Regions from separate parts of the Homo sapiens genome. Here region 2 is linked to region 1. A link is a contact called in ENCODE Hi-C or POLR2A ChIA-PET data. All regions are on one chromosome and are shown on one strand. Each heading gives the region's core, a stretch centred on a gene start or an enhancer-like site at or near the end of the contact. The rest is flanking DNA. Distances are from core to core; before and after follow the strand shown.

The links. A loop is a pair of places that touch in the nucleus more often than their neighbours do. ChIA-PET counts read pairs that join two places held with the same protein, here RNA polymerase II (POLR2A). Pooled maps may share reads with other maps.
Region 2: a map of posterior cingulate gyrus shows a loop between it and region 1 (14-fold over the local background). The contact joins two enhancer-like sites. A Hi-C loop is called at or near these places in 42 of 168 maps with a recorded cell type or tissue (A673, CD4-positive, alpha-beta T cell, CD4-positive, alpha-beta memory T cell and 27 more), 37 of 37 single-sample maps with no recorded cell type and 41 of 50 pooled maps. POLR2A ChIA-PET finds 5 or more read pairs at or near these places in 1 of 52 experiments (SK-N-SH).

The regions. Positions count from the first base shown.
Region 1 is chr1:179,707,993-179,710,935 of GRCh38, forward strand. All of the region lies in intron 2 of LOC105371635 (a long non-coding RNA gene), which reads right to left. Among named protein-coding and RNA genes, the nearest start is that of FAM163A, 34 kb to the right of the region's middle. RefSeq lists an enhancer at 1,780-1,849. Within about 2 kb of position 1,649, at least 3 of the 41 ENCODE cell types and tissues checked have a DNase peak (open chromatin) inside an H3K27ac peak, as active enhancers do.
Region 2 is chr1:180,172,668-180,175,553 of GRCh38, forward strand. QSOX1 (quiescin sulfhydryl oxidase 1) reads left to right here. Exons shown (of 12, transcript NM_002826.5): 3 at 2,654-2,699. Among named protein-coding and RNA genes, the nearest start is that of QSOX1, 19 kb to the left of the region's middle. Within about 2 kb of position 1,489, at least 17 of the 41 ENCODE cell types and tissues checked have a DNase peak (open chromatin) inside an H3K27ac peak, as active enhancers do.

The DNA of each region.
Region 1 (2,943 bases), core at 399-2,898:
AGAAATTAATATTGTATTACAATAATCTTAATATCCAATTACTAAATGCTCATTATATGCCAAAACTTTTACATATTTAATATTTACAGCATCCTTGTTACTATTCTTTTTTTTACAAGAGGAAAAACTTGAGGATCAGAAAATTATTTACCAAGAATCACGCTAGTAAGTGGTAGGACCTTAAATAAGTCAGATTTCGCCAAAGAGTTGCCCATATTATCTTCTTATACTTCTCCGATTACCTATTAAACCAATTCCAGTTCCACCTACACCACTCCACCAAAACTGCTCCTGTCAAGGTCTCCAGCAACTCCATGCTGAATCCACTAGTCAGCCCTCAGTCATCCCATCTGACTTATCAGTAGCATTTGATACACTTGACAATCCTCCTCCCTGACACTTTCTGTCCTCCCAGCACATCTCATTCTCTAGGGTTTCCTCGTACTCATTGGTCAAAGCCTTAGCATCTTTTGTGCCTCCTCCTCTTTTTCCTGGCCTCTTAATGCTGCAGGGCACCAGGCCTCATTCTCTTGGGAATTCCCCCAGTCTCCTGGCTTTAACTACCATCTACATCTATAGGAAATCCTGTTGGCTATGCTTCCAAAATGTGTCTGGAATCTGCCGGCTTCTCACCAACCCTACCTCCACCACCAGGTCAGAGTTACTGTACTGAGCCTGGACCACTTCGCAGCCTTGTCTGGCTTCCCTGCTGTCCACAGTGCTCTCTCACTCTGCTCTCCACAAAGCAGCCAGAGGGGCCCTTTCAAGCTCCAAGGCAGCTGGCATCCCTCCTCTGCCCAAGGCCCCCTGAGGGCTCCCAGTCTTACTCAGAGTCCTTACAATGGTCCACAGCGGTGTTGCCAAAGACAATGCAGGATGCCCAGTTAAATACGGATTTCAGGTAAACAGCTAATAACTTTCTAGTTTAAGTATGGTTTCATGCAATATTTGAGGCATATCTGTATTTTTAAAATTATTATCTGAAATTCAAATTTAGCTGAGATTGCAAATTTTTATCTGCTAAATCTGCCAGGCATATCCACCAGCTCTACATATGCCCCCCGTTACCTCCTTGACCTCATCTCCCATGATCTCCCCCTTATTCACTGCACTCCCCCACACTGGCCTCCTCACTTTCTTCCAGTGCATAGCTCCTCACTTTGGGCTCTTGCCTTGGCTGTTCTTCCTCCAGCATCTGCGTCTTCTCAAAGAGGTAATTTCTAAAATGACTTCTCAACGCTGTGCTCCCAATGCCCCTAATCCTGCTCCACTTTTTTCCATAGCACCTGACTTCTAACATGACTCATTCTTTTTATTGTGAACTGTAGGTCTCCACCAACCAGAATCTAAACTCCACCGGGCAGGTATTTTTGTCCATTTCGTGCATTATCATATCCCAAGAGGCTAGAACAATAGCACCTCTGTACACAATAATTGTTTGTTTATTGTGAATGAATGATTTCAAAGGCTTTTGCTCCTTTCCATTGCATTATATATTCCCTCTGTTTCAACTTACGATAAATATCTGAACAAACTGAGAGTGCACAGCCTGGAGAGGAGATTACGGGCAGAGGTGGAGAATGTGCTCACACCTCAGCTGGAGTGGTCCTTTTGTTGTGGGACAGTCTGGTTCAAGGCACAGAACTGTCCACAGCTCTCTGCCCAGGCAATTGCCACATTCCCCACACCCTCAGTATTGCCCTCTATTTAACAACAAAAAAGTGTGTATTTTCTATGTGCCAGTTCCTGTGCTGACCTCCAAGAATACAAGGATAAACAAGATAATGCTACCTAGGAGGACCAGGCAATGAGCTTGAGGTTCTTGCCTGATTGATAAAATGAAAAAGAATTGGGCCTGACTGCCCAGAATCACCGCAAGGGCCACAAGCCCTTATATCCTATCATCTCCCCCCAGGTTATTTCCTACTTTGGTAACCCCCAAGAGAAAACCAAAGTGAATGTTAAGCAGGAGCAGTGAGAAGAACATCTGCTGTAACCTCTCTATGACCCCAATGCAGTAGCTCAGCAGAGATGAATTAAAGCGCAGGAAGCTTGTTGGCGTCAGTCTCCATTGACGCCAACAGGAAGGTGGAGCAGAGAAGCAGATTTGCTGCTGAAAATCATTTCCCCTGGAAAGTCCCAGGAGAAAAAAAAAAATCATTACAGCTGGGATAATAATGTTTACTCAACAGCCTTGTGTAAATTTTTGACCCACCTTATTTCTGCACTATTAGGGTCTGGAATTACTGATTAAAGATATTATTATGTTGGTGCAAAAGTAATTGCGGTTTTTGCTATTACTTTCAATGACAAAAACCTCAATTACTTTTGCACCAGCCTAATACCATCTTAATATGCAATTGCTAGCTGGAAAAGTCTAGGGCAGGTTACAGAGGTGTAGTATTAACATGGCTAAAACACACACAATAGAAAATGGAGAAAGAAGTATCTTGAGGGGAGCATGGTTTGCAATGCCCTTTTCTCTTCTCCCTTTCCCCTTTCATTCCAGGTGGGCCTCCAGCATGTCCCTAGTCACCAAATTACAGAGCTGTCATTTTCTAATTCAATGAAAATTTACTGGGGGCCTGTTTGACACAGGCTGTGTCACCTCCTGTCTCCAGGGTATTAAATTGACTAAAAGAGCTCATCCTTTACTAAAGAGGGTAGCTCCCTAGTGCAACTGTGACCAGGCATAGAGGGGTAAAAAGTCGGCCCTGGCATTAACTAAATGCCCACAGCAAGAGCTTGTTCTTTCTTCTTGTAAAAAATGACCAGATGCTAGAACTCAGGACACCTTGGATGACACCCAACATTCTAGAGGAAAATCATAGATAGACCTGGCAGATCTCGTCAGGCAGAGCTGGCCTGGCAAAACTGGGAAGTGAGCCATACTGATCCTCAACATTCTCCAATTTTCATTTTCAGCTCTTTTCCCTCTGACCA
Region 2 (2,886 bases), core at 239-2,738, 460 kb after region 1:
GTCACCAAATTTGGCTAATTTTTATATTTTTAGTAGAGACGGGGTTTTACCCTGTTGGCCAGGCTGGTCTCAAACTCCTGACCTCAAGTGATCCGCCCACCTCGGCCTCCCAAAGTGCTGGGATTACCGGCATGAGCCACTGCACCCGTCCTGGAGAGGCTGCCTTTTGGTAGAAGTAATGCAAGCCTCTTTTAATATGGGCACCTGCTCAGATGTGGGTGACCTGATGGTTGATGACAAAAAAATGACCATATTACTTTTCAGAGGTGAAAATAACAGCTGTAGCTGTGGGAAAGCCACCCATCTCAAGGCTTCATGATGTCAGTGTTGTTCTCATATATGTAGAAACCAGTCAAAGTGTAACCTGTCTGTAAATAAACAAGAGCACCATCACCATGAATAACTGCAGCGCAACATCACCCTCGGGTTTCTTTTTTGTTTTTAAATTTTATTTATTTTTAATTTTTAACTTTTTGTAGAGATGGGGCCTCACTGTGTTGCCTAGGGTGGTCTTGAACTCCAGGGTTCAAGTGATCCTCCCTCCTAGGTCTCCCAAAGTGCTGGGATTACAGGTGCGAGCCACTGCACCTGACCTGGTTTATTATTTGTCGGCAAACCAAACCCCAAATAGATGTATCTTCAATTTTGTTCATGAAAAAGTGTCAGTCCATAAATGCCGTAACTTACATTATCAATACGATCTCCTAATCAAGGAAATTTATGATCATTTTCTTAAGTATTAGGATAACATAATTTTAATAGGCCAATAAAATTAAATAACTGTAAAGAACGCTATTTAAATATGTGTGGTATGTATAAGTGGATGGTTTTCATCCACAATAAAAGTTTATATTAATGTTTTGAAAAGAGAGAGTAAAGCAGTGAGCAGGAGTAAGGGCCCGGGGGAGGTCACAGGGAGCAGAAGGTTGCAGATGGGGAGAGACAGGTGGCTTCTCTGCAGCCTTTGTTCCTCATGTGGGAGAGGGTAGCAGGTGGCTTCCAGATTTTCTGCCTACAAATGTCTGTAACAAACAAGTCCTAGCTGATCATGGTTCCTAGTGTTTAAAAGGTATGAAGGAGGGAAGGGGATGCTGGTGGTGGGTGATGATGGTACAGTTAACATGTACCAGTTCCTTGATGTATGCACTAGGTACCATGCTAAGCACTTTAGATGTATGGTCATGGAATCCTCACAAGTCTTCAAGGTAGATGGTGTCATCCTCATTTCAAAGATGAGAACACAAAGGTTCGGAGCAGTTGATGCGTTGCCCAAGGTCACACAGCAAGAGCAAAGCAGAACCAGTCCTTGAACGAGGTCTGCCAGAGCCCGGGGCCTGTTCTCAGCTGCCAGCTTGGGATAAGGCCAAACAGCTCTATCCCAAGGAGGGAGAAGGAAACCAGTGTTTGGCTGTTGGAGGCAGAAGTCCAAGGTAGTGAAAAGTGGCCCCGAGGCTAGAGTCCCACAGGAAGAAGCCTCTTCCCAGCCTGCAGGCTCTCCCCTAGGCAGTTCAGTGGCCGGCTTCCAGGACAACTCAACTGTGTTCCCTCCTGAATCGGAAGAGCGCAGGCAAAAGCCTTGGCAGCTGTCTTGCCGCCTGGGCAGAAGCCCAGATTGCCAGGAGTCAGGCTCTGTTCGGTCTGTCCTCTTGCCCCAAGGAGGTGACAGACTAGGCTTGGGGTGTCATGTACATGGGAAAAGAGGACAAAGTGGTGAGTTAAATCAGCTAGTCTGTAGCAAGGCATGTTTCCCCAGGGACTCAGGTCCCCGCTTCAAGAGAACCTGTTCTGGAGACCCCTTCCTTGACTGTGTCTGCTGTGCTGGGCTGGGACTTAGTGGACAGAGACAGCAGCCTGTAAGCCCCTTTTCCCAAGTAAGGAGCAAGGGCACATTGACATAGAAGCAAGCTGACATTTCCCAAGGGACGTAGGAAGTGCCTGCACTTCATGTTTTCAGATGAGTCTGCAAAGGAAAACAGCAGTGGTACTTCATCACTCATCCATTCGATAAATATTGGTTAGTAATTACATGCTAGGTACTGTGCTGCATAGAAATGGCCCTCGAGGAGGAAAGTGTATGAACTGCTGCCCACAGGATCCATGGATGCTTCTGAGGGGTGTGGGAGGGTAACAGGGGAGGGAGCCAGTGTCCAGCTCCTAGAGCAACCTCCCCCCAACTCCCCCCAATTCACCATTTTACAGATGAAGAAACAGGCTCGGCCAGGCGCCTATAATCCTGACACTTTGGGAGGCTGAGGCGGGCAGATCACAGGTCAGGAGTTCGAGATCAGCCTTGCCAACACAGTGAAACCCCATCTCTACTAAAAATACACACAAAAAAAATTAGTCGAGTGTGGTGGTGGGCGCCTGTAGTCCCAGCTACCTGGGAAGCTGAGGCAGGAGAGTCCCTTGAACCTGGGAGGCAGAGCTTGCAGTGAGCCGAGATCGCGCCACTGCACTCCAGCCTGAGCGACAGAGCGAGACTCTGTCTCAAAAAAAAAAAAAGAAAGAAAGAAAAAAGAAACAGGCTCAACAACATTAAGTGATTTGCCCAGCCACCGCATTGAATAAGTAGGCAGATTTTCAGAGCAGGCCTGCGTGGCTGCACTCTTGGCCACTATCTATTACTGATGCCCACCTGTGTGTTTGCTTCCAGTTCTTCAAGGCCTTTACCAAGAACGGCTCGGGAGCAGTATTTCCAGGTGGGTGCCCAGCTCTGGTTGTCCTGTTAGCATCTTCCTCCCCCAACCTCCCTCTTCACCTGGGTTTCTATTGGGGTGGAGAAAGCCCTGGCAGTCGGCAGGGTCGAGGGTGAGGCGGTCCCCACGGGAAGCCTAACTTGTGTCTTCCCAAAACTATCCTCCCAGTCAGCTTTAGGGAAAGGCAGGA